2 separate regions of the Homo sapiens genome follow, and region 2 is linked to region 1. Evidence: chromatin loops called from intact Hi-C (ENCODE). Cell type or tissue: B cell. All regions are shown on one strand. Each heading gives the region's core, and the rest is flanking DNA. Links, peaks and the distances in the headings are about the cores only. Region 1 overlaps LAMA4 (laminin subunit alpha 4). Region 2 holds the start of LOC124901382 (a long non-coding RNA gene).

What was found. Peaks named below come from ENCODE experiments on the same cell type or tissue, not always from the same donor. Only the 100,000 strongest peaks of a DNase experiment are listed, where the experiment ranks them.
Region 2: a loop joins it to region 1, with 21 times the contacts of the local background. A loop is called at or near these places in 3 of 110 quality-filtered maps.

What each region holds. Positions count from the first base shown.
Region 1 is chr6:112,173,808-112,190,803 of GRCh38, reverse strand. It overlaps LAMA4 (laminin subunit alpha 4), which reads left to right. Exons shown (of 39, transcript NM_001105206.3): 7 at 1,599-1,694; 8 at 3,203-3,354; 9 at 5,457-5,567; 10 at 12,572-12,683; 11 at 15,324-15,491. Among named protein-coding and RNA genes, the nearest start is that of LAMA4-AS1, 54 kb to the left of the region's middle. In B cell, for the core only: CTCF peaks have their summits at 10,320 and 10,522 (motif pointing left); a DNase peak (open chromatin) is centred at 10,513.
Region 2 is chr6:113,870,964-113,887,959 of GRCh38, reverse strand. It overlaps LOC124901382 (a long non-coding RNA gene), which reads right to left and starts at 14,555. Exons shown (of 3, transcript XR_007059716.1): 1 at 14,137-14,555; 2 at 2,748-7,186; 3 at 2,174-2,637. MROCKI (MARCKS cis regulating lncRNA promoter of cytokines and inflammation) reads left to right here and starts at 14,613. Exons shown (of 3, transcript NR_038863.2): 1 at 14,613-14,966. In B cell, for the core only: a CTCF peak has its summit at 8,262; a DNase peak (open chromatin) is centred at 8,279.

The DNA.
Region 1 (16,996 bases), core at 5,774-13,773:
GGTAAAATCAAGATTTCCATAAAATAGATTAGCAAGTCAAGGGTACCATTTAATCACCACCATCCTCCAATTTCCTCAAATTATAAGAGGTAAATATTTCAAAGATAGCATAGAAAACTTTCTGGTTAGGCTTCAGTTAGACTGAAACGCACAGATCTTATTCATCCATTTGCCACATAGAGTGAAGCTCTTCAAAAGTGAGGTGACATTGCTTTCCTCTAAGAGTACAGGAAGGCTGAGATTGAGTATGTCTTACTCTTATGTGACTTTGAGGGGAGAGTGGGAGAGCAGGAAATATTGTACTCCTGTGGCATGCCTCTATAAGGAATTCTTTCACTGAAACAGATTTCCACTTGAAAAGATTCAAGGAGTAAGGAGTTTTAAATAAAAAAAATGCAACATATATGTTCTGCAGAAGTCACAATAAAAGTAAACATGTCTACAAAAAAGCAATGTGCATAGAGGCATAACACTGAGAATGACAGCAGAAAGGAAGGAGCACTGTGTCTAGTCAGGCTAAAGAGAGAGAAGGCGGACAGCAGAAATAATGTTGGCAAAATCAAAGCCTGAAAGGTTGACATCCTGATTCTCAAAACATTTACTAAATTTGTGTTTAAACTATAAAGATGCAGGTCACTCTTGGAAGAGAAGCTAATTTTAGAAGCAATAAAGCATGATCTTGCTGAAAGATTTAATAAATCTGCATTTTGTGGAACATTAAACAGATGAAATGTAATAAATAGATCTCCCATGAACCTGGTTTTTATGATTATTCTGTAAAGACAGTTAAGAAGTGGGGGGAAATGCACAATTCTATTCCAGTTAATTGCTAGCATAGATGGTAAGAGAATTCCTCTTTAAATATTACAAATTAGTTCCCACCCAGAAACTCAGTGGAAATTGAACAGTCTGATGAGATTGGGCTTTTGTTTTTGCTTTTTCCAAAAGGCATTACAGAAAATCATCAGTAGATGAATAATGGGCTCCCACGTCTTCTAAATTCATGTAAAAATGTTCCTGATTCCTTGCAGCACATTATTCTTATTGCACTCATAGCTGTCATTTGGAGGTTTGGAGTCTGTCTTGCCAAGGGTCAAGCGCAGTGGGAGCCAAGAATCGCTCCTGGGCCTCCTCACTCACTCCTTGCTAAGCTGCTCCTCCCTCACACCTGGCAATGATCAACCCCCGAGTTAAATTAAACTGGAGTATCAGTCTGCAAGGAAGGGATGGCTTTCAATTTCCAGTTGAATGATGAGCTCGTGGTCATTTAGTATCTTGTGAAACTTACCAGGACATTTTTGGACTAAAGCAATTGCACTGTCATGTCAGAATCCCAAAGAGTTGGGAGAGAAATCCTAGAAAACTTAGATTCAATTTTGCCCAGGGTCACCTTTGAAAATCTCATTGGGCTGGAGCTTAATCGGATGAAGGGCGTAATCTCTGTATCGTAGATTCTACACAGTCTGAAGGAAGAATGTAATTAATTCCCATTGATGAATTATACACTGATAGCTAGTGTTTCTAGAAACCAGGAAAATATTGCCATATTTTAAGCATTAAGAAGTGCATTTCTCGTCTCTTGTTTTTGTTTCCCACAGTGTGCAACTGCGGGGGAGGCCCATGTGACAGTGTAACCGGAGAATGCTTGGAAGAAGGTTTTGAACCCCCTACAGGCATGGACTGCCCAACCATAAGTAAAAATAACAGTACATGATTGACTAACCCCACTTTCTCTAATGTGCTGCAGGTGTGGGATTAAGAAAAGCTATGCAATATCACTCTCTAGAAACTGCTGAGTCCCACCCCTGGACTTAACCCTTTCTGCACCTCAGCAAATGGAGCCTGCACCAAGTACTTGGTGGTCCACTTGATTCCCTAGGGCAAATGGGTGGTTTACATTTGCATAGCTCTATTTTATCCAGTCTTTACATTCAGAATCTTACCTAATGGCTAAAGGCAAAGTCAGAAACACAACTCCCAGTGACAGAGCTCTTTTCAGCTCCTTTTCCTATATCGTCTCTTCAGGTCCCTGAAAATACGACGTACAAACAATTTACAACACCTGGGGAAACTGAGATACCAAGAGATTTAAGTGGCTTCTCCCAAGTTACCTCAAATCTGAAGTGGGAGCAGAAGTAAATATTCAGGCTTTACAAAATGGAACTGCCTTTTATCTCTCCTGGTTTTCTCTGGCTCTCCTGTTAATTAAATCATGAGGAGTTACACTAGGAACAAAACTTTTGGTTTAAAAACTATTTTAATAGTAGGCATCCCCTCCCCCAAACAGATGTATCTTGGTCTCTCAGTCCCTCGGAGCAGACGAGATTAACCTTACCATTGGATTACATCTTAGAAGATGCCATAGGATGTGAGGCACAAGTAATGCCAAGTTTACACCCTGATTGAACAGGTGGCCCCTAGACAAGGCCAATTTAAGAACATCAAGATGCCTGCCTGGTCCTAAGCATCTCCCCCACCAAGCCTGAAGTACTGGCTGGGAATCATTCCCTTGAGAGAGCTTATAAGTAAAACCATGTTAAACTTCAAATAACAAATTAACATATTAACAACCATTAACACGCCAGTCTCCCTTTATCACGTCTCTAGAAGAGAGCACCATCTGAGGGAAAGAGATCGGGAACAGGCACGTTGCAAAAGGTGATCAAGGCAGTTCTGAAACACAGAGTGCCATCCTTGTGAGTGTGTCACAGGAGGGCCCTGGGTTCTGGAGGTGATGACAGTGGTCAGAGGAACTCAAATGTGAAAAGTGAGAAGTGATGAGGAACTGGGACCTGCCTCCCCATGTGCCCACGTTCAGCCTGAACTTTGGTACCCTCATCAGATGTCAGGAAGCGACTCTCGCAGCGATAACCTCAGACCTCCCGGTGCTGAAGTGTTCATCCTGCCAGGAAGTGGGGCTGTGAGGAGGAGCTGTGCCCTCCCTGGGGTGGGGAGAAGGCTGGTGCTAGCCCCTGAATACTGAGAAAAGCTAATAGGAGAGGAGGAGCGTCTAGCCAATAGCCATCTTCACTAGCTAATGCCAAGCAAGATACTAAAGCCTGACAAGAATAGAATTACAGCTCTTCATGAGACAAAAATAAAAATGGTATTAACCAAGGAAATAGAGATTTATGTTCTGCTAAAACGGCCTGCCTTTAGCATGCTTTTGACTTGTGATTCTGAAGAAATGTTTCACCTCCAGGCTGTGATAAGTGCGTCTGGGACCTGACTGATGACCTGCGGTTAGCAGCGCTCTCCATCGAGGAAGGCAAATCCGGGGTGCTGAGCGTATCCTCTGGGGCCGCCGCTCATAGGCACGTGAATGAAATCAACGCCACCATCTACCTCCTCAAAGTACGCAGGAATGTTCTACTTTCCACTCTGTTTTCATCCTGGCTTCACAGGCCCGCAGCTAGTAATTCCTTCTACCCCTTTTTGTATCTGAGTCTCATACCTGTATTACAGGTTGTTAGACCTGTAGGTCTAACATAGAAAACATAAGTAATTTCATAGGAAATTATGAAAAGTTGATTGTAACTATGAGCTTGGGCCAAAACAAGAACTACTGTCTACAAAAGAGGTTATATGGGAAATGAAATGACTAAAAGACTAGTATCTATGCCCAAAACTACTGAGGAAAGAGAAACACTTATTTCCTTGGCGCAGCCATACATTACTTGTTTAAGTCATTACCACAAAAGGTACTGCAAGGCTACCATTTCCTTAGCCTTAATTTGCAAGGTTTTGAGTTTGTCTAGAAGCATCCTTCTTCTTCTCTGTCTCTCCTCACCCCACCACCCACCCACCTTTCCTTCTTATTTACACACATTCTCTCTCATTTTCTCATACTCACAGTCAAACGCAGACATTCACACACACCTTGTTTCTCCTCATAGCTCTACTGGTTAATACCTAGTAAACAAGTTAAAAGCAGCCAACAGATTAAAAAACAAAAACAGTAATACAGTTGGCCCTCCATATCCACAGGTTCCACATCCTCAGATTCAACCAATCACAGATAGAAAATATATTTTATAAAAACAATAAAAAATAATGCAACAATTAAAAAAGAAAAATACAGTGTAACAACTATTTACACAGCATTGACATTGTGTTAGTATTATAAGTGGTATTATAAGTAATCTAGAGATGATTTAAAGTATTCTGGAGGATGTGCATACATTATCTGCAAATACTAGGCCATTTTGTATCAGGAACTGGAGCATCCCCACGGGGTCCTGGGACCAATCTCCCACAACTACCAAGGGATGACTATATAAAGGTCCTTGTATAGCTAAGATTTACAAGTTTTCTTTCCCACTAAATCATGGGCTTCTATCACAACAAAAGGATATTTTTAAAATAATAATCATTAGCTGAGGGAAAATGGAATTCAATACCAGCACATTGTTTTGCTTTGTTAGTCAATTTAGGAAAATGATTGAGAGCATGGACGTTGAAACTAGGTTGCTTGTATTCAAATCCCAGCTCTGACACCCACTAGCTGTGTGACCGTAGGTAAGTTATTTAACCTCTATAATTCCTCAGTTTCCTGAATAATTATTGCCTCTATCTCATGAGCTGTTGAGAGAATTCAGTGAATTGATATATGTACAGAAGTTAGAACAGTACCTGGCATACTAAGTACTCATTGCTTTTTGGAGGTGCAAATGATATCCATAGCAGTTGGCCAAATATGTAAAGTGTAAGCAAAAACAAAAATTGTATTGTAGCCTGGATAGAATCTTGGTGTGAATTTTATTCTAAACTTTGAAATTGTTCTTGTCCAAAATTACCTGTTGGAACACATGAAGACACTACCCCCCAGGGGAGTCACCCAGATCCAGGCCTCCTGAAACCACTCAGATTCTCTTTCCTCAAAGGCACAACTTCAAGACAGGAATCATTATGGCAGACAGGAAGTCAGTGTCAAGATTGAAGGGCTCACTCCCAAGTAATCTCAGTAAAGCCGCATTTAGACCCAACTCCTCGAAAATGAAAAAGGAGAAAGCCAGGGGTCTGAAATAAAGAGACTTGCATTAAAATGAGGAAAGTTAATTTCTATACTCCATTTACATCAATACTGATGGGTTGGTCAGTTCTTCCAGACCTAACAAAATTAAAATTCTAAAGCTCAGACACCCAGGGCCACCACCAGCCTATATTGTACCTTTGTACAAATTAGAAAAAGGAGCCCTTTCCCCATGGTCAACCCAGCCCCTGACCAGCATCCCTGGTCTAGTGAGTGGAGCTTGCAGAATTTTAGCCCCTAAGGGCCTCAGTCCCCTCTGCAGACCCCACCCTTCATATCAGGCTGCAGCAGCCTGCGGACCCCACTATTTTGAGAAAAGAGCCTCACACTCTACTCTGAGTCCTCTTACACTGAAAGAGTTTTATGTACATTTTTTAAAACCTGGTGTGCCCATTGACTATTCTCAAAACACATTCTTCTGCAGACAAAATTGTCAGAAAGAGAAAACCAATACGCCCTAAGAAAGATACAAATCAACAATGCTGAGAACACGATGAAAAGCCTTCTGTCTGACGTAGAGGAATTAGTTGAAAAGGTACGTATGTATGTATTCAGTTTCTGGGACAGCCTTCAAAGAAAGGATTTAGCTGATGTGAGGCTGGCTGGTCACAAACGACTGAGGCTTAACACAGCCCAGAAAAAATGCAGTGACCCATGTGCCTTAAAATAAATCAAGACCAGACCTGTGGAGAAAGTTAACATACTCAGTCTCTACCGTCTCCTCTCGTTTTGATTGTTTTTCTTGAAAAGCTATGTTTGTGGAGAATTTTCTGTGTATTTGCGGTGGGTTGATACGGTTGATTTGTTTAATTAGGATGGTCATTCAGGTGTTTGCCAAGGCATCTTATGACTAAGAGCTACAGAGCATCCAGAATTAAAATTTATTATATAGAATATAAAATTTAAATATTGGTTAAAGTATACATTAAATGATAAATGGAAAGAAAGGGAATTGTCCTGAGAAAGCAATTTCGCTCTTTGGCAGGGAAAAAACCACTTTCAACCATCACTTTATACCACAGACTAAAATAAATTAGCCCGTTTAAAGAGTTGAGTATAAATCTCAAATCCACAAGAAAATAGAACAAACTACTTATTAAATCTTCAAAGGGAATAACAGAACACTTAAATACAACATAAAGAATTTCAATAAAAAGATAGATTTGACAAGATAAAATTTCAAATATCCAATAAAACAACTAAATAAACAAAAAAGACAACTAGACAGAGAAAAATATTGAGAAAAATACAACTTGTAAAAGCTGTCAGGAATTAACAGGAAAAACATTAAAACATGAGCAGAGTCAATGTGAAAGGCTATTCAACGCACTCCGCAACAGCCTAATGGAAAAACATCCATCCATGTGCTATACTAATTTTACAAACTAAGTCACGAGGCACCATATTTAGCATATTAGAATGTTTAACACAGTTTTTTTTTTTTTTTCTAATGATATTCCACCAGTACTGGCCAGAGTACTTCAGAATTGCCGCTTTCCAAAACTGGTAGTTGACATTATAAACAATTCTCATGATCAACAAAAATTTTAAAAAAATAAAATAACAATAGTATTCTCTTTTGACCTTGGACCCCAAACCCTTTAAGAGATTATCATGAAAATTGTGTCCCTAGTTCCCGGCAATGGCACATATTAATCCAACCACTAGTGCTTGAAGAGCAGTGAAATCTCTTAAATAGTAAAGGAAATACCAAGAAATAAATATTTGTGGAAACTCATTGTTACTTCATGTTGGTATCAGATATGGTTGAAACTTGCTAAAACTATCTTAATTCTTTTTTCTTTTTTTTTTTTTTTTTTTGAGATGGAGTCTCGCTTTGTTGCCCAGGCTGGAGTGCAGTGGCGTGATCTCGGCTCACTGCAGCCTCCGCCTCCCGGGTTCCAGTGATTCTCCTGCCTCAGCCTCCTGGGTAGCTGGGATTACAGGCACACACCACCACGCCTGGCTAATTTTTGTATTTTTAGTAAAGACAGAGTTTCACCATGTTAGCCAGGCTGGTCTCAAACTCTTGACCTCAGGTGATCAGCTCACCTCAGCCTCCCAAAGTGCTAGGATTACAGGCATGAACCACCACGCCCAGCCTTAATTCTTTCTTGAGGAAAGAATTTTCAAGAAAACATCTGAGGAAATGTTTTCACCAAGATTAGCTCCTCCCACAGCCCAGGCAGAATTCCTGATCCTTTTGTTGTACAATTTCCCCACTTCTAATGTAAGCTAAATGCAGGCTTTCGTGGAGAGGAAATAATGTACGCTTGAAAGTTAACATCACAGTAGAAAAGGCTCCCGGACAAGAAGGGCAGACCACCAACACAGGAGGTTGATGATAAAGCTACTAGGAACTTTCACCCAGCTGTTTCCATCTATTTTTATTGAATATAATGTTCTGACCACAGTCCTGATGGTGCAAAAACCTGCTGAAACATTTCAAAACAAATGCCCAGGGCTGGTCTTAATGACTTTTTAAGCATTCTTCAAGCCCTTGCTCTAGAAAAGTCCATGACTGATTCTTAGATTTAAGGAAAGCTGTGTCTTAGAAAGCCTTCTATCAAGAAAGTAACTAATATTTGGCTTTAAATAGAGTAAAGGAGTTCATTGTGTATAAAAATCAGTAATATTGCCCCTTGAACTTGATAAGTAATACCACTTTTTGCAAATTACCTGCCACATGGATTTCATGTGACCCAAATCTCACAAGTTACATCCACCTAGCTACGGGTTTTGTCTGAACTTCCCTTTCTAAATTCTCCAGCCTTCTACTGGGAAGTCCTACAGCCCTTTCCCACCACTTATGTCTGGGATTCCCCTAAAGGATGCCCATCCATCTGTGTTCATAAATACCCAGTGCTCAAAAGATGCTCCCTTTGGTGCTGCTGATCTTGTCTGCAATGAAAATTCCAAAGATCGTGCCAAGATTCTACTTTTCCATGTTCCCAGAGCCACTGTGCTCAAGGTCAGAGTGTCACTGGGCTACAAGCAGAGGTGAGATGTGGCCCTCTCCCAATCTCAGTGCTGCCCCTCACCATCTGGATCTTGAAGGTCCACTGCAGAGCCCAGAGTTACAAAGCACAGTCTCCAAGGGCGGCTCAGGAGGTACTGCACCATCTCCTCCACTTCTACTCCTTGAACCACAGCAGAAGCTACCTGAATGACAACTCATGCAGAGAGACCCACAGGACTAAAAGGAAAGTAGGCTATCTCCAAGCATCAAAAGCATCTGAACCTCATCTCTGGTCCTGCCAAAAAGGCAGGAGAAAATTAAGTACAGTTGGCCCTCTGTATTCATAGATTCAATCATGGCTTAAAAATATTTGGAAAAATTCCACAAAGTTCCAAAACGCAAAATACAAATTTACCATATGCTGAGTATTACTTTGAATCCATATGAACGAAGTGATGTATAGGCATTGCATTAGGTATTAGAGGTAATTTAGATATAATATATATAGGGGGATGTGCATAGGTTATAGTATTGCAAATACTACACCATTCTATGTAAGAAACTTGAACAACCATGAATTTTGGTATCTGTGGGGTCCTGGAACCAATCTCCCATGGATGCTGAGGGATAACTGTTTACATTTCTATTCCAGAAGCATTATTGAACATCTGTATATAATATTTATTTATTTATTTATTTATTTATTTATTTATTTTCAGACAGAGTCTCGCTCTGTCATCTAGGCTGGTGTGCAGTGGCGCAATCTCGGCTCACTGCAACCTCTGCCTCCTGGGTTCAAGCAATTCTCCTGCCTCAGCCTCCTGAGTAGCTGGGATTACAGGCATGTGCCACCACGTCCGGCTACTTTTTGTATTTTTAGTAGAGATGGGGCTTCACCATGTTGGTCAGGTTGGTCTCAAATTCCTGACCTCGTGATCCACCCGCCTCGGCCTCCCAAAGTGCTGGAATTACAGGCGTGAGCCACCGCGCCCGGCCTGTGACAGTTAGTGTGCTAGGTGCTAGGTATCCTGAAATATAATAAGGCCCTGTTTTCAAGATGCTTCAGTCTAGCAGGGAAACAGATAAGTAAAAACATAATTATGATACAGCATTTAATAAGAGAAACATGGTACAGGCTAAACGGTAACTCTAAGGAAGAAATAGTGAAATATTTTGGCATGGGTACACTAGGAAAGGCTTCTCAGAGAAGGTGAGTATTGGCCTGTATATTGAGAATGAGTAGGAGTTTATCAGATACTCCCAAGCAAGGGGTAAGTACTATGAGAACAGATAGATGTGAAGCAGCGTGCTAAGTTCTTGGGACTGGAACTGTGGCCTTGTGGAAGATTCATTGTAAGGCAGAGAGAGGAGGAGATAATGCTGAAGAAGCTGTCAGAGGCCCAATTGTGAAGAACCTTCCCAAACACGCTCGTGAACATGGGGACTTCAGCCTGTGGACTCTGGAAGTCATTCAGGTATTTACCCAGAACAATGAGCTGATTAGATTTGCACTTTAGAAACGTCCCTCTGCAGTGTGGATGATAGACTAGCCAGTGAAGACTGACAATAGGGGCACTGCTTAGGAGACCGCCACAGTGGTCTAGAGAAGAGAGCAGTGGGTTGCTGTCTTGCCTTCATTTGAAAAGAATTTGCACAGAACAAGGATGAACTGAGACTGTGGTCATGGAAAAGAGGAAGAGAGGCCAGAGTGGCAGGTGGAATGAAACAGACTTGGTGACCAGTTGGAGGTGAGAAATGGCAAAGAGAGAAGCTCCATCCTGAGACGTGGATGACTAAGACTACGAACACGAATGGATTACTCTGGACATTTTAAAAGTGAAATATCTGTGATGGCACAGAGGGCAGATAGAGATGTGAATCTGCAATTCAGAGGGTAATCAGGGCTGGAAAGGAATTTAGGGTCATTAATGTTTAGGAGGTAGGCAGAAGTAGATATTACTGTACAAATTCTGAAGTAGCACACCAATATTCCTACTATTGGTTTGTCCAGGACTGTTGCTGTTTATGCTTGTGTCCCAGAATAATTACTAAAAGTTCTCCCTTTCATGTGCAAAAATGCCCCAGGTTGAACCATAAAATATATGATCACCCTAGATATTGGTTATCATCCTCACGTCATCTACCTTTTATGTACTATATTACCAAGACATCCTTGCCACTTTTATGTCAAATATGTACAAGAAGAATTTTCTGTTGAGATGAGCAAATGACTAATACATTTGTAATGTAAACCACCAACTAGTTTACAGTTACAAGGTAATTTTTTAATTTCAGCTTTTCTTAAACCGAGGCGCACCTGTTTTCCCACGTGCCTATATCATTATTTTCCTTCCACAGGCAAAGTTACAGGAAAAATAAACATTCATATAAGCCATCACTATAGGTTCAATTCAGTCATCTTACAATGTAAAGGAATAGATGTTCCTCTTTGCCACTGATCCAGTCATATATACAGTATATCAATAGCTATATATCTCTATCTACCTGTATCTTAGCGCCCTCTGGCGTTTGTCAAAAAGAAGAGGTTTTCTTATAGGCATGACATTTTTCAGCTGTCTCTCATCACTTCAACTGAAGTTTCCATATCAAAAAATAATAAGTTTAATGACATAGGAATAACAATAGAGCTTTACTCTGAAGTATCAAGCCAAAGTAAAAACTAGGGGTGTTGTGCTTTGCAAATATAACTTAAACTGGATCAAAGATCAACTCATTAAAAATTCTAAAATTTTAAATGCTTGTGTCCGTATTTTTTAAAAGCAGGGAGGAGTAATATTAAGATTTATTATAGTTTCTGCATATTTAATTTTAAAATGACCACAAATACTGTTTTTCTGGAAAGCACTGGAACAAGCCAAGAAGAAGACTGGAATTGCAGGAAGGAGTATAATGACTCAGAAGACAGTGTCCATTCAGAGAGCCCACAGTTTATGAAGGGACTGATGACCACATTGCCGCTGCACAGTGGGCTCTGTGACTACAGGAGCCTTGCTCTGTAGGGAGGGGATTACCCTTCTCCAATAAAAAGCCTCTGGGCATGTGTTTGTTATAATACCATTTCTGCATTCTCTTCCTTGACCATCTGAGAGGGCCACTTGCTTGGGTTATTCCTGGAGAGTGTAAAAACGTTCCCGGTAAAATCATGGCATAATCCTCTGGGTAGAATACTGGATGAAAGGAGAGAAGTTTAAAACAACCACTTCCCTATCCTCAGGAAACTCTGTATAATGGGTCTACCAGCGCTCTGTGTGGCAGATCACCCCACAGCTCCTTCACGTATTGTAGCAGTTTTTAAAGAGCTGAGCCAAAAAAGCAACAGACAAGGCAAGTGGGCATTCGACCAAATGCCAGACTAAAGAACTTCTCTTCCTCTTAAATATAACCCATAGATCAGTCCTTCAAATCCCAAAAGTAAGTACATGTCGCCCATGCTGTGCATACAGGGTGGTGTCCTAGCCTTGAATCATTTCTGTGCTCTTAGATCACATTCTGTCCTTCACCACGCACACAAAAACACACACATACACACAGACGCCCACACAAACCCTTTCTTCAGAGGCCACATTTGAGTTGGGCATTATTTTTGACAAATACTGTGTGAGATCTCTGAAACAGAATCTCCCAAGTTGAGAGAATGGAATCAGCTTCTCGGAGAAGAGCTCCATTCACGCTGAGCCAAATCTGCTTGAGCAGTTATTTGTACACAAGTGCCATCAATGTTGATGGGAATTTGGAATGAAGCACTGAAAACAGCATGTTAGGCCAGTGAGAATAATCCTTGAAATCTCTGTGGTAATTCAATTTCAGCAGTGGTTGGACCACCCAGGAGCCACTGGAAGCATGGTGCATTTCAAGGTCTGCCTATTTTTTCAACAATTTTCTCTTTGAAACTTTAAGCTCTTCAGTCAGCACAATGTCAAAATGATAAGCAGACATGGGCAATTTTCTAGTCCAGCAACTTGAGATACAGTAAAAATTTGAAGAATAAATTACATATGAAAGGCAGTTGGTTGGGACTGAACTGTGACTGATGATATAGGAATAGCACCAGATTTTATAGCATTCTGTCATTCTAAAACTGGCCATCAAGTGAAGTAACTTAGGAATGGAAAACCAAACATTGTATGTCCTAACTGATACGTGGGAGCTAAGCTATGAGGACGCAGAGGCATAAGAATGATACAATGGACTTTGGGGACTTGCAGGGAAGAGTGGAGTGGGGAGGGATAAAAGACTACAAATATGGTGCAGTGTATACTGCTCGGGTGATGGGTGCACCAAAGTCTAACAAATCACCACTAAAGAACTTACTCATGTAACCAAATACCACCTATACCCCAATAACTTACGGAAAAATTAAAAAATTTTTTAAAAGTAAAACTGGCCATCACATTACCTTTCATGCATTATTTTTGGGATGATTTCATGTGTTATAGAACTTTCACATGCCAGGAAGATTTACGTTTAGGAAATACATTATGCCCACCCACCCCTATCTGTGCTTATACAACATTCTTTTCTCATACATTTAATCTAGCCTTTATACGGATTATTTGTAGGAAAATCAAGCCTCCAGAAAAGGACAACTTGTTCAGAAGGAAAGCATGGACACCATTAACCACGCAAGTCAGCTGGTAGAGCAAGCCCATGATATGAGGGATAAAATCCAAGGTAAATATATTCTCTTCTGGTTCAGTTTAATATCAAGGAAACACTTATGTTATTAACATCAGTAGGCATAATGGCTACTGTTAAGTGTTTGCTGTGTGCCAGGAACTTGTTGGTACAGTATTATAGGTTTAAACTTGTATAAGGTCTTCATTTCAAGTTTGTTTATCTGGAATTTCTGAGCACTCATCCCTACTTACTATCTGTTGATGTTCAATAATCAATGTATAAAATCATTCCCTTTTTAGGCATTTCACAGAATAACCTTCTGACAGAGGAGATTGCATGCTGTGGTGTCTCTAAAATGCAAGAGTTGAGTAGGAGTCACAGATTTTTCTCAGTTATTTGCAGAGAAAACATTGCTTTTAGAATGCCAGTAAACTATCAGTTGACCCAAATCATCACAAGCTCTTTCTATGATGGGCTTTCCCAAAGGCCAATCAGGCAACATGCTTGGGCCCCAACCCAGAAGAAAAGGAAGGAGCGGGGCTGTGGGAGATTTCTTTGTCCTAAAGCATTGTGAATGATTGTACCTTCCCTCTTGGAGGTTTGCTTAATTTGTGCTCTCACTTGCAATACATGCAGGATAATCTTGAAGACTATTTTAATAGTGCACTAATAGTTGGCCTTCAATTTACCAGCAGAAAACAGCAGATTTCATCTGTTATAGGATAAAGAAGATTTCCTTGGGTGAGAGTTTGCTAAGATCCAGTATCTGCATTTCCATAGTTTTTATTATACTATATATTAAGGGCTGGATGACAACACCAAGTGCATCCCAGGGCACAGTAGCGATAAAGGGACCCACAGTGGAAGATTCATGTCTTTATACTGGGGCATATTGCATGCAAAGGGATACATAAAAGCAAGATTAATCATTTGTCATGTTTCCTTTGATGTCTATTATAAACAATAAAAGCAAATGACATGCAATCCAAACACTCCTCACTCACATACTCTCTCATGGCTCATATTTTTGAGTTTCCTGACAAAATATTCTTTTTCTATAGCATTTTAGAGTTACTATTGATTTGTTCAAAAAGTGAGATTGAACCTAGAAGATAACATGACCTTATCCAACTAAGAAATAAATGCCTCTTTAGGCAGCAAATGCCAGGACCCTAGTAAGCCATTCAGAGAAAATAATTCACCTTTGCTATTATAACCCATGTTTTGATTCAAAAGTGTTTCATTTGCAAAGGATCTGAACCCTCTTATTTGATCCTTTAAGCATGGGAAAAGATGAAAAAATGCAAAGGAAATGTAAATGGGAAACAATAACTTCTAACAGCTTTTAAATTTTTAAAATAATGTGTGAATCGTCTCCAAAAACCAAAGGCAAAAATACTATTGTCTGTATTTCCCTTTTCTAATCTATACTGCAAGTAGCTAAACTAAAACAGGCCAAAATTATAAATATAAGACTTGCACCAAAATGCCAGAGAATTCAGCATCACAAGTGCTAGAGCTGAGGAAAAAATATTTACATTTAGTTTATTTCGCAGGTTAATATTTTAGACTTTACTTGAGGAGTGGATGTTTAATCCCTTTATATAATTCTGGAATGCTGTAAGACACCAATTACATGTCATTCCTTATTCCCAACCATCTCTAAAATAACCGCTGGCGACCTTCAAGCTATTATCCACATAAAATACAACCCCTTATCCTGGTATGATTTATGTGACACCAATGTTTGTTTACCCATCTTGTCTGGTCAACCACATAGATCATAGTAAACCACAGACACGCAATTTCATTTATGCCAGCAAGATAAAATGCTTCCTCTTGGAGCTGCAGTAGAACAAGGTGACAATTACATACCTTCCTTCTCATCATATGTAGTAGGAATGAGGGATTCAAAGACGTATTTCAGTCTGCTAATATTTAGACAGGTCACCTAATCCCTTTGAGCCTCAGTGGTCCCTCCAGTTCTAAAATTCTCCACCTGACTTATGGAAGTGGGGTGAAAATGACCTAGAGTAGTCACGCTCTAGAAGGCAAACAGCAACTGCCAAAAAATAACTATCAATGAGCAAAAGCTCACATCATATTATAACAAACCCTCATTTTGTATTTAGCCTGTGAAATAATTTGAAAGACTCATTTGGACAGCTATCAATATGCTCTCATTTGGGCTTAAAGCTTTGATCAAATCTTTGTCTAAAATACAATTAATAACTCCACACATTAATAATCTCACCCATGACAGGAGTGATCTCTGAGCATTTTCTCCAAGTTAAGTATGTTATATAAAAGGCTGATCAAAGACTGTAGATTTGGATGCCTTGAATATCAAGTTACAATATTTAACGCTAAATATTAGCATTCTCAAATCACTGTGGAAACCAGATGAGGATGAGAGCAGAGCAGGCTTTGCATTAGCCAGTTCCCATTCTGAAGACCCCGCATGGGAAGCAGAGAAGAGTGGTTTCCTCGTGTCTTTCTCCTTCGTGGAATAGATGATGAGCTTCCATGCTCGCTGGGATTCACAGCATGAACACTAGCACGCTGCTTTTGAATGAGTCTCTCTTTCCATTTCAGGATCAGCCCTGCCCTTTGCCCACAGCCCTTGCTCCCTTGCATTTCTAGTGCCTGGTCATCTCTCCCTGCTGCCTTGTTTCACCATGTTCTTCCTTTCAGAGATCAACAACAAGATGCTCTATTATGGGGAAGAGCATGAACTTAGCCCCAAGGAAATCTCTGAGAAGCTGGTGTTGGCCCAGAAGATGCTTGAAGAGATTAGAAGCCGTCAACCATTTTTCACCCAACGGGAGCTCGTGGATGAGGAGGCAGATGAGGCTTACGAACGTAGGTGTATTCCTCTCATAGCTGACCCAGCACATGTTTGCCCTCTTTGTGGGTCCAATAGCAGACATTAAACCTAGGGCAACATATAATCAAAGCAACCAATTTCCAGTGTTCAGAACTATTTAGAATCTACATGTGGCCACAGGGAATCATTCAGGACAACTTGACTTTATAACCAAGATTTTTAGATTCAGGCCCAATTCTGAGCCCCTGAGAAACAACTGAGATGCCACAAGGAATCTATAGCAGTTGGTGAAAAACGTATAAAACAGTAGAAGGAAGACTAAAGGAAACCAATTCCCAGAACTACATTTAAAGAAATTTTATTGAGAAGGCAGGAATGCTACAAGGCCAGAAACATTCATGTTGTGAAGACCATGAATGACTTTAATATCTTTTAGCCTCCAGTGGAAATTTAACATTTCCTTCAGCAATGAGTGTAGGCACCAAATCACAGTAGTATTATTGAATCTATCACTTGATCACTGTATCAGTTATCAATTGCTATTATAACAAGGCCCAGGCCGGGCGTGGTGGCTCATGCCTGTAATCCCAGCACTTTGGGAGGCCAAGGTGGGTGGATCACAAGGTCAGGAGTTCGAGACCAGCCTGGCCAGTGTGGTGAAACCCCATCTCTACTAAAAATACAAAAAATAGCTGGGCGTGGTGGCATGTGCCTGTAGTCCCAGCTACTAGGGAGGCTGAGGCAGGAGAATCGCTTGAACCTGGGAGGCGGAGGTTGCAGTGAGCCAAGATTGCACACTGCACTCCAGCCTGGTGACAGAGTGAGACTCTGTCCCAAAACAAAACAAAACAAAAACCACCCCAAATGTATTCATTTAAAACAATAACCATTTATTGCTCATGCTTTCATGGGTTGGCAATTCAGGCTGGATTCAACCTGGACAGCTCATCTCTGCTCCATGTGACATATATTGGTTGAGCTCACTCAGATGTCTGGGGCTGGCCGGGAAGGCTGGGCCTCTCCCTCCATGTGGGGTCTTAACTCAACAAGGCTAGTCCAGGTTGTTCACATAACGGCAGCTTTAAGAGAGCAAGAATGAAAAGCACACGGTCTCTTAAGCCTAGGCTTGGAGCTCAGCAATGTCATATCCATTTTACTGATCAAGACCAGCCCAGACTCAAGGAGTAGAGAGATAGACTCCACTCTTGATTGGAAGAGCTGCAAACAATTGGTTTAATCTACACAATCAATGGAAGAAATCACAGATTTGCATATTATATTTTAGCTGCTGCTGATATCTCATGACACTATTTAAATTCACCAATAACTCAAAATTATGGTAACTATTAGATCCACCTTTAGATCTTGTTAGTTAAGGGATTAGTAAAGAAGCATATACATTATTATATTACATTTGGTTTTTAAATATATTAGTCTCCTTTTAATTTCTATATATTTTATTGTATGCATTTTAGAACACACTCTAAGAAGCAGTCTGAAGGCTTCATTAGATTACAAAGGGACTAATGACACAAAAAGG
Region 2 (16,996 bases), core at 4,650-12,649, 1.7 Mb before region 1:
CTGAAATAGCCACAACTATGAAATGTAATGAACTGTATTATATCTGAATTATAATCTAAGGCAATGAAGAAAAACTGTATTATTTCAATTCTCTTTCCTTATTCCATCGAATGTGTGATAAAAATTTATTGAGTAAAATGCTAACGTTTATAGAGCACTTAACAGTTTACAAAGTCTTTCATGCACTCCAATTATGATCTTCCACTCACAGAAGCAGCCAGGGCAGGCATGATTATTTCACTTCCCAGCTGAGGAAATAAATTCCCATTTGTCCAAAGTCACAGAGCAAACAAGTGGCAGAATTGGAATGTGAATCCAGTTCTCCTGGCTCTGAATGAGGCCATAATGTTTCCCCTAATTTCAGGCAGAATTCATACATTAACTGTTTAAATTTAACTTAAGAGACTGGAAAAAGAAAAGTAAAATTTAAATAACTATCCTATTGACATCACCACCATACTCAAACATACTATGTTTTACACCTCACTAGTTCAACTTTTCTATTCTGAGACCACCAGTGTATTGCTCAGGAACACCTGACACCTTCTCAGACCGCAAAGTGGACATATTTATGGTGCATCCCTACTTTGAATGGAGTCAAGAGTAGAGAGTTGAAAACAGATGGTCTAGGTAAGAAATGAAAATCAAGGCCAGGAGCAGTGGCTCACGCCTATAATCCTAGCTCTTCGGGAGGATGAAGTGGGTGGATCGATCATGAGGTCATGAGATCGAGACCATCCTGGCTAACATGGTGAAACCCTGTCTCTACTAAAAATACAAAAAATTAGCTGGGCGTGGTGGCACATGCCTGTAGTCCCAGCTACTTGGGATGCTGAGGCAGGAGAATCACTTGAACCCAGGAGGTGGATGTTGCAGTGAGCCGAGATTGCACCACTGCACTCCAGCCTGGGTGACAGAGCGAGACACGGTCTCAAAAAAAAAAAAAAAAAAAAAAAAAATCAAGACTTTTCTTACCCTGAAGAGCATGATGAACTAATACTGATACTATACGATGACAAGATATGCTATGTTGCACATTGGAAAAAGAGTATTTTTACATATTTAGTTTATTTAAGGGAAAATGGTAAATTGAATTATGTGTGCACCATGGTATGAAAAAATGTGAAAAAGGAGAATTTCACTGTTTTGTTTTTTTCTCCCACTCCCACAAGCAATTCTCTTTTTAGCAGTAACTAAAGAAAGCTAAACATTTATTTTTATCTTTTAACTGTTCCATTTTGTCTTGTCATCATCTTTTGATTGCATATAACTGAGTGTTTTTTTTTATTTAATCAGTAAGTTTAGGGCGATCTAACTGCAGGCAATCTAAATGCATGCATGTGCACACACACACACAGACACACACACACACACACACACACACACAAGAACTATTATTTCATAGCATAGTTGTTGAAGGGCTTTGGAATCAGAAGGCCTGGATCATGCCCTGATATTTAATACCTGTGAGACTTTGGGCAAGTAACTCAGTCATTCTAAAGATGACTTCCTACCTTAGAATGATGTGACAATCCGCTAAAAAACATAGGTAAGTAAAACTGTAGTTCTTGGAACATGACATTCATTTGCTCACGTATTCACTCATCATTTGTTCATGAATTCATTCGATGACTAGTTACTAGCACCTATTTCATGCAGGCCCTGAGCCAGGTCCTGGAGATACAGCAGGGAACAAAACAGAGCAACTCTGGCCCCAGACAGTTTATATTTTCTGAAAGGAGACCAACAACAATATGTAAGGTAAAATTTTAGAGTGGCAATTAGTCTATTAAAAAAGTAATAGGTATAGGGGACAGTGTTAGGGGTGCAGTTTTAATTTGATTGGAGAAGGCTATGCTAAGAAATAATGGGTTTAATTCAAGTTAGTTGTTAAAATTATTATAATTGTTGCTGGGCACAGTGGCTTCCACCTGTAATCCCAGCATTCTGGGAGGCTGAGGCGGGCAGATCACTTGAAGCCAGGAGTTCGAGACCAGCCTGGACAACATGGTGAAACCTTGTCTCTATGAAAAATGCAAAAAAATTAGCCAGGTGTGGTGGTGCATGCCTATAATCCCAGCTACTTGGGAAGCTGAGGCAGGAGAATCCGTTGAACCTGGGAGGCAGAGAATGCTGTGAGCTGAGATCGTGCAACTGCACTCCAGCCTGGGTGACAAAGCAGTACTTTGTCTCAAGAAAAAATTATTATAATAGTAATATATTCTATATTCATATATCGTATTTGCAAGTCTTTGTGAGTAAACTAATGACTGTGATATAATTATAATAGCAAGCACAGAAGATCATTAAACACACATGTACAATGGCCACGCTTAGCTTTCCTCTCTGAAAAGAATTTAACATCCTAGAATTGTTCTGTGGGTCCCTATTATTAAACACTTAGTTTACATAAAATTTTATAGCAGATCTTGTATAAAAGTTATAATAATATTATGGTGAAAACTAGCCTGAATTTACCAGGCAAATGAAGAAAATAGATCTAATTCTTCAAAATAAATGCTTTCTGTAGTGTGGAGTGTCCATTTTGCAGTTCCTTGACTTGGCAAAGTTACTTGCTCCTGGTCTGAAGCTTCCTTTGAAGCAGTTATTACATCTGGAGAAAACAGGCCCCTGTACCTGGGGTCAGGACATAGTGAAAGGTATTTTATTACTCTTCAGAAAATAGAATCTTTATTCAGATTCCTTTTATTCTCTTGGCCCCACTAGTTCTTCCCTTTATTTCTTACCTTTTAGTTTATTTTCTTTCTACCTTTTCCTTTCTTCTTTACTTTCTTCTCTCAGATTCCTCCTCTTCTTCCTCTCTTCCTTCCTTCTTTTTGGTAGCTCTCTTCTCAGTGCAAGCTATGTAAAGAATAGGAAGCATTTTACCGTCAAGTGAGAACATTTCAGACTACACAGAATGAGAATCTTCATAGTCGATAGGCTCCCTTCACTCAGGAGAGCTTGAATCATCTGAAAGCTTTGCCCAAATCTCCAGTAAGAGGAGGGGTGCCATGCAGCAGCTGTGTGTCTCCAAGAATTCAACCTCTCTGAATCTCAGTTTCCTCAACAACCGCAATTACACATTCTGGTGGAAGTTTGTTTTATCTATTAGAAATACTAGATGAAAGTGCTTGGCCCTTTGGCATTGCAATGCGGCAACTGCTGAGTGATGTCAATGCATGAAATTTGAAAGGATGGTGATCGATTCATTACATGTTCCAATAAAAATATTAATGAGTTATTTTTAAAAAGTGCTTGGCATTCTATAGGCACTAATGAGTTATTGTTTCCGCACTTGGAGGTGTTCTCTGCAGTTTTCTCTTCGAGCCCAATCCTTCCTTTCTGTCCTCTCAGATGTGTCTGTTCTTCTTCTCAGTCTAATATAAGCTTTTCCTCAGTTTCTTTGGGTTACCACAGCAGCAGGTCCTTTCTCTCTGATTCTAAAGATCTTTGCCTAGGTCTGTGCATGCATGAGCTGATCACTGTCTTTCTCAGTTAGTTGTTGGCAATGCCAGGGCAGGAACCAGGGCTCCTTGACTATGGGTGTGCGGCTTTTCCTTCATGACACCATATGGCCTCTGAGAGCTGGCATTTGATTTTCATTTAATTGAAATTCTCGTAGAAGATCATCAACAATACTATTAGCAGGAACCAGCTTTTTAAATGGTCAGAATAATCCTTGTCTGTTTTTGGAGATGTTGTCTTGCTCCTAGAACAGCTGTGAGTGTGTGAACTCATCAGTGATGTGGACACTGCCCAAATAGTAATCAGCAAAGAAATCTTATAAAATTACCAACAGATTACTGCTTCAGCCTGCCAGCACTTTCAGTGCCAGCCAGCCTGTTTTTGTTTTTCTTTGTTTGTTTTCCACTGCAATAGGTTGCAATTTAGAGTAAGTCTTTGTGGACTATGAATGAAAATAGAGTTTCACACTCAATTGATAAGCTTTGACAAATGAAAAAACACATACATGGTATATTTGGGACAATAAACAGGAACCTAGAAAACTAGGGATTCATCTCTCCCTTTCCTTTACCTTAATAATATGAGACAAATGTAATAAAACTCTGTCCTACCCCCATCATAATGCTGTACATGTAAGGAATGCCAAAGAAGTATATGATATTTCTTGCCCTTCATGGTGGATAAATGTCAGAAATTGTATCACAATGACCATGGTACAAATAATTCACCAGGACAGAAAAGAAAAAGAGGTTAAAAGTTTCTATTTGCATATATTTCAATGCATTTTGAAGTCCAAAGGATACAAGTTACATAACATATAAGTTAGATGCATTTCCGCAAATGCAAAAATAAATATCTTAGTGCTACCTCTGCTTGCTGTTGCTCACATTCTCAATTTTCCCCAGTGTCTCCTTCAGCTATCGCTCAATGACTTCTCTAAGTTACATTTTATAGATTCCTCAAAGAATCGTTGCTTCTGTGAGGTTACCTAAACCAGGATCCCATAAAATTAAGACAATGAGACAGGAACTGCTGAGAGCACCGCAGGTGGCAGAGCAGCTCTCAAATCACCAGAGGTTGATGCCACCAAATGGCTCCAGGCCTGAGCTTCTTCCACGTGCTCCTACCTACTTTCTACCTCAAGGGAACTGTTCATTTTTTAAAAAAACAGGTTTACTGCTATTGCTATCCAAACAGCTATGCACTATTTTTTCTACTCTATTCTATGTCCTTCCTCTGGATGCATTTTGAAATTCTGTTTTGAAAGCATTTAGATATTTGGAGAGCATAAAGTTTTTAAGATTTAAATCAGTTTTGTCTTCACTAGTGATTATTTCCTTTTATTTTTAATTGACATAATAATTGTACATACTTATGGGGTACCATGTGATATTTTGACACACCTACACACTGTGTAGGGATCGAATCAGGGTAAATAGCAAATTCATCACCTCAAAACTTTATTTCTTTGTGTTGGGAGCATTCAAAATCCACTCTTGTAGGTTTTGAATATAAATTATTCACAAAAATTGAAAGTAAATTTTTGTTAGTTATAGTCATTCTATAGTGCCATAGAACACTAAGATTTATTCCTCCTATCTAGCAGTAACTTAGTATTTGCTAATCAACCTCTGGCTAGCTCCCTACCACCCCACCCCTAACACACACAACTTTCCCAGCCTCTAGGAGCCACTATTCTACTCTCTACTTCCATGAGGTCAACTTTTTTGCCTTCCATAAATGAGTGAGAACATGCAGTATTTGTCTCTCTATGCCTGGATTATTTCACTTAATATAATATCCTCCAAGGTTCTCATTTTAACCAGACAACATGTCCTGGTATAGAATGTGAATTTAGATTTAGCAGGTCAACTTTTATTTCAACACTGTGGAGTTTGGAAAGCACCCAAGAAGTCAACAAGAAATCAAACATTTTAAGAAGCCTGGGGCAAGTGCATTTAAGTCCATTTTCCCATCTATCACCAGGGCACTGGGCGAGGCCACACAGGCTCTGTCCTGCACAACTTCAAGGAACATGCAAAGAGGCAGCCTGTGTATAACATGACGAAGGATGGACAAATTAACTGATCTTCAAATCCCTTTGAACTGAAATTAAATCATTCTGACAATGGATACTCCAGTATTTCTCTGTATCTTCTTCACATTTGCTTTTTAAAATGTCATTTTTTAACATATATTGTTTTAATAACTGTTCTGGATTAAATTTGGTTTAGAAATAATTTTCAGTTTGTTTGTGTGCTGCTTTATGTAATAAAATGAGATAGTAAATATTTAAAATGTTAATGAGTTTTAAAACATTATAAACCTCAGGAAAATCAAAATCTAGTAACTCATCTGTCAGGCCATAGGCACGGTGATTTAAATTGAGATCACTAACAAATGTAAATGGATTATTAGATGTCAAATACTTTTACTTTCCATTGTAATTCAAATTGAATGTGGGTAAGGCTTAAACATCACCATAAACACTATTTGCTCTAGAGTGAACCTCCTTATAAGAATTACTGGTCTTGGAACTCAACCAAGGGAACTTAGTTACTGAATTGCTATCAGGAGACCCAGGGTGAAGTGATTCTCCCTGTTAAGTGACTCTAATAGTGGTAGAATCCAGCTCTTTTGTTTTAGGCAGTAGTATATTTATGTCAAATCATTATACTTCATATCCAAAAAAGATGCAGGGAAGCTTCCAAGTTTACTAATGCCATCTTGACTGACATTGAGTAAGTTCTCCTTTCTTTGCAATTTTCAGCTCAATAGTATCTTACAGCGCAATGTGCCAGGAAGTCTACCAACTTGAAACTAAGCCTTTCCTGCTATAAATTAAACGTGTTTCCTCCTTGGTACAAACCAAATGCTTAATTATCTCTCTCCTCTTTCACAATCCCTTCATAGAGGCCAGGGCTCTTTGATCTTGCTATTTTTTTCCACCTCTAGAAATGGGCATTATTTTAAAACTTCCACCAGTTTTATGGTTCATCTGGAGTCTACACCAACTTAAAAACTGGGCAGAGTATTCACGTTGATGTCTGAGTGTTTACTATGTGCCAGGATTAATGTTCACAATATCGTGTGATACATATATTATTACCTCATGAATCCTCACAGCAATCTTAAGAGGTAGTTCTGTTATCCTCCTTTTACAGGTGAGGAACTTGAGGCAGAGAGAGGCTAGGTAAATTGCCCAAGGTCACGTTGCGCAAATTCCCCAAAGCAGAATGTGTGCTCATAACCATTGCTCTGCACTCCTTGTCCGTTACTTTAAGCTTGCTGGTTTGGTTACCCAATTCCTAAACACTGATGACCAACATATACTAAATTGCCTCTGGAACATTATTCTGGTAAGTAGTATTATTGAAGTCTAAAAGCAGGTTTACCCATGAAACACATTCAAGTAATCTGAGAATTTATGCTCTAGGCCTGGCGTAGCAGCTCACATCTGTAATCCCAACAATTTGGGAGGCTAAGGCGGGAAGATCACTTGTGCCTAGGAGTTTGAGACCATCTGGGGAACACAGCAACACCTCATCTATACCAGAAAAAACAAAGAAAGCCAGGAATGGGGGTGTGCACCTGTAATCCCAGTTACTTGGCAGGCTGAGGTGGTAGGACTGCTTCAGCTTGGGAGGTCGAGGCTGCAGTTATCCACGATCGTGCCACTGCCCTCCAAACTGGGTGACAGAGCAAGCAGAGACTCTGTCTGAAAAAAAAAAAATGAAAGAAAGAGAAAGAGAGACAAAGAAACAAAGAAAGAAAGAAAGTAAGTTATGCTCTAAACACATCTCCTCATCCAGCACAATCTCCTCCCAGACCACTCCCACCCAGTTTTGTGGATTTCTTTTTTCAAATGATGATTTTGATATTCCACCCCTTTTTCATGTTGAAAATATGGTATATATACACCAAGGAATACTATATGGCCATAAAAAAGAAGGAGTTTGTATCCTTTTGCAGAGACAGAGATGGAGCTAAAGGCCATTATTCACAGCAAACTAATGCAGGAACAGAAAACCAAATACCACATATTCTCACTTATAAGTGGGAGCTAAATGATGAGAACACATGGACACACAGAGGGCAACAAGACACATGGGCCTTTGAAAGGGTGGAGAGAGGGAGGAGGAAAAGGATCAGGAAAAATAACTAATGGGTACTATGCTTAATACCTGGGTGATGAAATAATCTCAACAACAAAACCCCCAGGATACAAGTTTACCTATGTAACAAAGCTGCACTTGTACCCCAGAAGTTAAAAGTTAAAAAAAAAGAAAACATTGAATTCTACTTTAACTATCAGATATTGTCTGTGCAGCATTTAAAAATGTACTAAAGCAGCCAAGCCAAGTGGGAGATAAAAATAATAATAATAAAGGTAAAAAAATGTAATGTACTAAAAATATGGAGATTATATAGAGATTATATAGAAAACCATAGAAAATTTAGAGTAGCATTGGTAACTGAAAAGTAAAATAACAATCAATAAAATGATAAATATAAAAATAATATATTATTCTGAATTGTTCATAAGATAGACTAAAAAGATTTCCTAAGGAACAATTTTCTACACATTATACTCAGCCACTGCATAGTATAAATGTGTGTTTTCAGATAATTGGGACAAACCTAATAACTTTGAGATAATAGAAATCAAAACAAACTGAAATCCTAGTTTGAAGGCTAAGACTATAATTTCAGTAAGTCTAAATTTAGTGCTTAATCCACTAAGGAGTGTCCTTGGCAGTGAAATTGAGATACAGTACACACCAGTGACCTCTTCGTGTCACTGGTGAGCTTTCCTTGGCTCCCTTCTACCTATCTCTTCAACGGGTTCCCACTCCAGTGCTATCGGTGTGCTTGCAAAGGCAAGAGCTAAAGAGAACAGGTTTTTTAAAAAAATTTTAAATCACAGCTAATCTTTTCCCAAGACAAACAGTATTCAGTGTGAAAAGAAAGCTCCTGGTTAATTTATGTCGCTTAGAAAACTGAAACAGATAAAGGAATATCCTTTAAAAATCACCACCTGACTGTAATATAATCAGGAACTGGGTAAATTCAACAATAGAAGGAAGTCAAATAGACTGACCTTTCCCAAGTTGTTTTAAAACTGACATGTGAGTGGAAGTTACTGGTGTGGTTTTGTTGTCGCTTCTTGTTTTCCTAAGGAATTTGGAATCTGAGCAGGGAAGTCGCCTGTTCTTTAAACTAGCAGTAGAACAAGAAAGAATACACCCATCCTTCTGGGGGATAAAAAAATTAAGTTATTCTAGCTGGAATGCACCTCCCCAAAAGAGATAGATAAAATCACCAACCAAGAATTTAAACAAGAAGTATTATTTATCTCTTACTGTTGGCCCATACTGTCCTAAATATTGGTAGTGATGAAGGGAACAATTGTGCAAAAGGAGTATTGAAACACAGGAGTTCATAAATGGTCTCTTCTCTCAAGAAGTTTACAGTCTAACTCAAAATTGTTGTATTTTAAGCATGTTTGGAAGTATTTAATTTTTTGCCTCATTGTTATTTGTCATTCTAAAAGTTACTGCTATAATGGCTACAGAAACTGTGGTTCCTGAGTTTTCTGACATAGAACCAATATATTGTTATATGTTACATATTATTTTGTCTTTTCATATAAATACATCAACAAATTACCAAAATGTAGGGGCTATTGCTAAGCCATCTGCTTTAATTTGGGTTTATAAAATATGATCACTAGAACTATGCCCCAGGTTTTTAAGGGTGCCTATCCAATTTATATTTTTCAGTCAAAAAGTAATGTCTCCAAATAAAACAGCATCAATAGCTTTCCAACAGCCAGTATTAGAAGCAGAACTCCATGGTCAGTCATTCTAGTCTAGGTTGTATCTTCACCCAGAATTGTTTCATGTTTGAAATCTTCAACTTCAAACCAATAATCAAATTATTTTCTGTTCATCTAACTTCACTACCTCCTCTCCCATTACCATCTCTGAGTCTGTATGGGTGCTGCTGAGTTTCCATTGTCTCCTGTTTCTTCTGGGTTTCCATGCAGGACTGCATGGTCAATGGCTTTTAACATCTCTCACATCAGTGTCCTTTCACATTCCTTCATCCTCCTCCCACACCTGTGCTGTTCATCCTCAACCCTGTGTCAGTTCACGATCTGTTTCCTCTGTAACTGAGTAGGCAGACAAAAATCTCATCGCTGTGTTGATGACAGTGTGGCAAATTCATGTATTTTTTGACCTGGCTATTCTACTTGTTCTTACTTTTTAAATTCATTTCCTATGGAAATGCTGTTAACCTTTTTCATTCTCTTCAAGTCTTCCTCTTTATTCTCAAAAAATCATATTTCAGAGATAACTTTGCCTCTTCTTTCACATAAAAAATAGAGGCTACATGCAATGGCTCATGCCTATAATTTTAGCACTTTGGGAGGCTGAGGCAGGTGGATCACCTGAGGTCAGGAGTTCAAGACCAGCCTGGCCAACATGGTGAAACCCCATCTATACTAAAAATACAAAAATTAGCCTGGGGTGGTGGCACTCTCCTGTAGTCCCAGTTACTCAGGAGGCTGAGGCAGGAGAATTGCTTGAACCTGGGAGGCAGAGGTTGTAGTGAGCTGAGATCACACCACTGTACTCCAGCCTGGGCGACACAGCAAGACTCTCTCTCAAAGAAAAAAAAAAGAAAAGAAAAAAAAGAAAACCATCAGGTTCGATCCTTTTCAGTCTTCTTACTGCAACTTGCCAATATTTATAGGTCATCATTTCACTCTTCAAGACCTAGCTCAAAAGCCATCCCTTTGTTGTGGCCACCCTGGATCATTCTCTTCCTCTGTCAGTCACATTGTGAATATAATCACTATCAAAATGATAGATATTTTAGGAATGTATTTCAAATTTCCTGCTTTCTACCAAATATCTCTTAATTTTTAGTTCAGGAAATGTAGCCTATAATACTTGTTATAATTTTTAGAGTTTAACTTTTAAAATAAGGTAATACATTCATATTATTCAAACTTCACCAGGCACAAAGATAAATTAGTGACCATTCTTACACTCTTGTGCTTAACTACACAGTTTCTTGTGTATTTTCTAAAGATATTAATGTAATATGTAAGTAATTAATCTTGCATCTTCCCCTGTGCCCATACTTTTTGCATACATACATAGTATATTATATTATGTACGTATCACTATACTGTACTGATATACACCCATCACTTAACAATAGGTACTAGAAATGATTCCAAATCCATACATAAAGTATTACCTCTTTCTATTTTATAGATACATAGTATAGATTAGAGACTGCCACAAATTCCTGGCCACTTCTCTAATTAAGAGGTAGAGTCCACTTTTCTCCCGTTGTATCTGGGCTGGCTCTGAAACTTATTTTTCTCTATAGAATGAGGTAGCAGTGATGCTGTATAATTTCTGAGATCTACAGCTTTTGAGATCTTAAGATATCTACAACTTTATGTCCTGAGAAAACTCTCTGTTGGAAGCTAGCCACCATGCTGGAAGAAGCCCAAGCTATGAAGAGAGGCCACATGGAAGAAAGCTAATGCTAAAACCCTCCAGTTCAACAATCCATGCTGATTTCCCGTCCAACAGCCAGCACCAACTAACAGGCATGTGAGGGAGCCATCTTGGATATTCCAGCTGATTTAACTCTCCAGATGACCCTGTGATGACCCTAGTGGACATCACACAGAACAGAACTTCTCAACTAAGCCCAGTCACCCATGGAATTGTGAGAGAAAATAAATAATTGTTATTGTTTTAAGCCACTATGTTTTGGGTAGTTTGTGACTATCAATAGATAACCAAAACACATAGTAATCCGTCATGTGGGTATATGTTGTTTTATTTGACCCAACCTCTACTGATGGACATTCAGGTTGTTTCTCCTCTTTTGCTATTATAAACAATGTTGTAATTAATAATGATGTAAATATGTCACTTTTCATGTGTGATTGTATCTGTGGGATGAGTTCCTAAAATTAGAATTTCCGGATATAAGAGAATATGCACTTACAGTTTTGATAGATATTACAAAATGGTTATCTGGGAGATTTCACTAACCTACACACTTCCAGCAGTAATATATGAAGTCACTATTCTCCTACACCTTGACTAATACTATGTTATTAAACTTTCTGATTTTTGCTAATCTAATTGGTAGAAAATGGTATAATTTTAATTTGTATTTCCATTTTTAAAATAACATTGATCATATTTTAATATATTTAAGAGCCATTTGTATTTTCTTTTTTCTAAATAGTCTATGTTCTTTGCTTGGGTTCTACTGGGATGTTGGTTTTTTAAAAAATTGATTTATAAAAACTCTTTAGGGAGTTTAATCATTGATTTATGAGTGGCAAACATTTTTTCTCAGTTTGTCATTTTTCTTTTGGCTTTACTTAGAGTATTATTTGCCATGCATAACTTTTTACTTTTATGTTGTCAAATTTATCAAAATTTTAACTACTTTGATAGTTAGAAATTCTGCCTTGGATTCTTCTAACACTTTTTCTTCACATTTAAATTTTGTTGTATCTTTTAACACTTAAATCTTCTCTGAGATATGAATTTCCTTTTTTAGGTCATTTTCTGTTATATTTAATTATGTTTAAAATCTTGCCTATTGCCTGTGTGCTTCTCAAGGGCAGGAAACCTGTCTTTTTCATGGCTGTGTCCTGAAAACCTAGCACAATGGATCATATATAAAACACTCTCAGTAAGTATTGATACCATATGAAATAAACTTTAGGCCTGCACTGGGTTCCAAAGATAAAGGCACTCTTTCTGACATCATCTGGGAGGAATTTGTTGACCACGAACAAAGAAGCTACATTTTGAACAAGCATGTTTGAAACTCTAGAACTTAAGGCTCAGCAATACAGAAATATTTTTGAGTCTTTTTTCTCCAGCTATATTTACTGTCTACCATGTGTGACTTCTCTCTCTTCTGATGCTAATTAATTAATACCCCACACGCCAAACCCTTATTTACCACCCTGCACACACAGATCTCCATTAGAAGTCTGGAATGTTGATGGTTGGGTAGGTATTTTAACCTAGCTTAACCTCTATCACAATAATTAATTTTAATTGCTTTTCACCTTGGTTACGTGATCCCCCAACTCCATGGAAATGATATAACCTTGTAAAAAATAAAAAATAATAATAAAAATCTTGACATGAGCTTCTTAAAGAAACAGACGTGAGATTTGACTTTAGCATTCAGTAACCAAAGGTATAAGATACCCAAAACAAAGGAAATGTGGTGCTTTCACTGCTTGTTTTTAGTGCTGCCACTTCTCTCCCAAGGAATGTCGCTGCCTTAAACTCTGTTCTGTGGCAGATACTTCCTGCCCCTATACATCACCTTCAGATGTACTATATGATCAAGATCTTTACCATCTGGCCACTCCTCTAGCTCTAGTGTTCCAAATGGCTTACATTTTTAATGGTTCTTTGTGATCTCCCTGATATAGAAATACAGGTATGCAAGGACATGTGCACTCATAAAGAGTCTATCTTCCTTCTTTGCATTCCTGTGTGCTTTAGCCAGAAGAGATGTTTTAGGATGGTGGTACAGTGAGAAATTTATGAAACAAGGGCCACTGGGCCACCAAGATGACTATTTATGGTTAAGTGGAATCCAAAAGGATGATATGGGGTATCTCTTTCTTTACAAGTAGTAGCCACTGCCATTGAACAAATATTTAAATAATACAAACAATTGTTAATAATTATTTAGCTCCTCTTAAATGAGTCACGTGTCCCCTTTCCATGTATAAAAACCGTATTTATACTTTGTGTTTCCCTTGTGCTACTCAAAAGATCACAATAAAAACATTCTCTTGAAAAATTTACTTAGTTTATTTCACTGACTTAAAAAAAATTTTTTTTTACTGCATTTTATGCTAGATTCACACATTTCACATGGTGGTTGAACATATAAGGAAAGATATATTTTTACCACGGCTTGATAACATTTCTTCAAGATGCTATCCTCACAACAGATTATATTTATTCAGAAAATTTGAAGTGATCTATTTGAAATTACCTCTAGTAGTTTGTTAAAATGTAACAGATCCATTTATAGACTTTTAAAAGATGGAATTTTTATAAAGGTACAGTTGTTTGTTTGTTTTTTAGACAAAGTCTTGTTCTGTCACCAGGCTGGAGTGCAATGGCACGATCTTGGCTCACTGTAATCTCCACCTCCTGGGTTCAAGCGATTCTCCTGCTTCAGCCTTCCGAGTAGCTGGGATTACAGGCGTGTGCCACCACACCCAGCTAATTTTTGTAAAGATGGGATTTCACCATGTTGGCCAGGATGGTCTTGATCTCCTGACCCATTGATCCACCCACCTCAGCCTCTCAAAGTGCTGGGATTACAGGCGTGAGCCAACACGCCTGGCCAAAGGTACAGTTATATGTGAGTTATACAATAGATTCCCAATAGGGTAAGACCCTGGGGGAGTAACATCACTAGAATCCGATGTGTCCATCTCAAATAGTTTTTTACTGAATTGATTATGTCTCAATAATATTTTGGAATCTTGATAAAAACTTACTTGGCTAAAGTATACCATTAATATAAATAAACAATATAAATATAATATAAATAATATAAATAAACAATGGTATTTACCATATTACCTTTACCATGTGTATTTGTATCCAAAACACACTCATTTATACCATATCAAGGCATAGCAACTCCAGTTTGTTTGAAGAACATTACTTGATAAACAGCAACGAAGACAGAAGAGTTGATGGAAATTCTGATATTACTACCACCTCCTTTCCCTACTATTGCCCTTGTAAAACACAGAAATAGTTTGTTCATGTGACCAAATTGAAGTCTTCTTTCACTCAGGAATATAGAATATCCAACATGCGTTGTGGTGCTTTAAAGATGGTCAAAATTCTTTGACATTATCTCATCAAGAGGTGGTGTCAATGTCCTTCTTTCCCAGAATCTGGGTGGGCTCAGAGACTGCTTTGACCAATAAAGCATAGTGGAAGTAAAACTGTGCCAGTGTCTCGGGCTCAGGCTGAAAGAGACTGGCAGCTTTCACTTCCTGTCTTTTGAAAGTCTCTTGAACTTCGGACCTGGGGGAAGCCAGCTGCCGAGTGAGAAGTCTGACTATCCGGAGATGGCGGTGAGTATAGAGAATTTCTGCTAGGTCTCCTGTGTTTCAGCCATCCCAGCCCAGGCACCACGACACATTATCAAAGGACTATCTTGGACCTTCTCATCCCAGCAAACATCCAATGGAGAAGAATGAAGACTCCAGGCATATGATCCCACTCTAGCCATCCCAGGAGCCCCCAGCTATCCAAACAACTACAGCTGTGGCCAAAAACATCGTGTATCAGGGACAAACTCTCTGCTTATGGCTGCTCTAATCCTTGACCTACAGAATCATGAAATTTGTGGATACGGTCATGATCTTGATTTTGGCGATGGTTTCACAGGTGTGTACCTATGTATGCTTATCAAAGTGTGCACTTTAAAATGTGCAGTTTATTATATGTCAATTATATATAAAGCTGTTCAAAAATTTAAAAATAATTGTTGTTTTATACGACTGAGTTTTCAGGTGGTTTGTAATATGACAATAGATAACCTGAACATGCACTTCCTATGTTTTATGTTTATTTCTTCCTGATATTTATTAAAATAAAAATATTATTAAAATACAAACTTGGCATATAAAACTTTACTAGGTATATTAAGTACTTTTTTTACAAAATTCAATTTGTTTTTATTAAATGTCTATAATCTAGACTATAGATTATACAGTCTAGATTATAATCTAATCTATTATATAGATATAATAGATTAAATGAGTTGGCTTTAAAAAATCACATTATGGATTATTATTGATAATATTAGTATTGTTTTTTACTGAAGTGAATTTCTTACCAGAACAGATTCTAGGCATTTGCACATTCACTCTTAAGTTTCTAGATCCAAGTCCATTCCCTAGAACATATTAGATATTCAATAGGTGTTTGGTAAAAATATAAATGAAATATGGAATAAAATCTAAACCTTTTCTTTTGTTTTAATATCTTTATCTAGTATATCTTAGTTTAAATGTATTGCAAATGATTTCAGGACACCAGTGTCTACCTGAGCTAGATTGCTCTCAAGTTTTAGTTTAATATTCAACCAAAAACGCACATTATAAAACAATGTACCTTCTTTTACAAAAAGTTTGCATGTGATGGAGCCAGGTCCCTTTGAGTCCAGCACCTAAGTGTCTAATCACTAATTCATCCTCGTGACCCCAACAGGAAATAGCATGACCTCAAGTCTAACTGACAGGAATGAGACCTACAGAAGAACAAAAAAGGAAGAAAAGTTAATAATCTTTTTTCTGTCCATTTTCTTCTTTATTGTAGGTCAGATGTACGTGATGGTTACCATTATAACTACATACTATGAAAGATTAATCAGTGGAAAAAAACAAGTTAAAGACACACAAAAAACTTCAGAGAATCAACTTCTGGTCAAAAAAGCCCTCCTTTAGCCAACTCTAAACCTCATTCAACCAATATTCTCTATAGTCTTAGAAAGCATTCAGAAGACATAATATTTTTTAAGGACTTCAAGCAGCAAATGGCAGAAGTGACAAGAATTGAAAATAGAGGAAAATTTTGTTTTGTTTAAAGAATTCTAATTTTAATAATGGGAAGTATGCATCCATATTTATGCCAGATTCATATATATGAAATATATATATATATATATATATATATATTTCATGTAAATGTACTTTTGCTAATGAAATAGGAATTCAGGACAATAAGAAGGTCTAGAGGAAGCACCCTTTATGAGTAATTGGTTTCAATGTTCGTATTCTTGATCTAAACAATAAAAAATCAAAACTGCATTTTCTCAATGAATATGTTTTTCTCTGTTTTAAGTCTCAAGAAGTTATGGTAGAAATGCTTTACAGAAAATATTTTTCAAGCCCGGCATGGTGGCTCATGCCTGTAATCCCAGCACTTTGGGAGACTGAGGCAGGCAGATCACTTGAGGTCAGGAGTTCAAGACCAGCCTTTCCAACATGGTGAGAACTTGTCTCTACTAAAAATAAAAAAAAAAATTAGCCTGGCATGGTGATGCACACCTGTAATCCCAGCTACTTGGGAGGCCGAGGCACGAGAATCACTTGAACCCAGGAGGTGGAGGTTGCAGTGGGCTGAGATGGCACCACTGCACTACAGCCTGGGTGACAGAGCAAGTAAGACTCTGTCTCAAGGAAAAAAAAATCTTTTTCATATGATAATACTACAGCTAGAAAGCTAGAATTCTTTCTTACTGATTGTTATATTAAGTCCTTCCTGTTCACTAAACATTACTAAGCATGAAAAAAATCTTTGTGCTGTGGTAAGAATGCTGAAAAATGTATAATTCAAATCCAGATATATGAATAACAACTTCTCACTATAGTTTGGAAAATAAACTAGTATTGGTATATTTTTTGTTTGTTTTA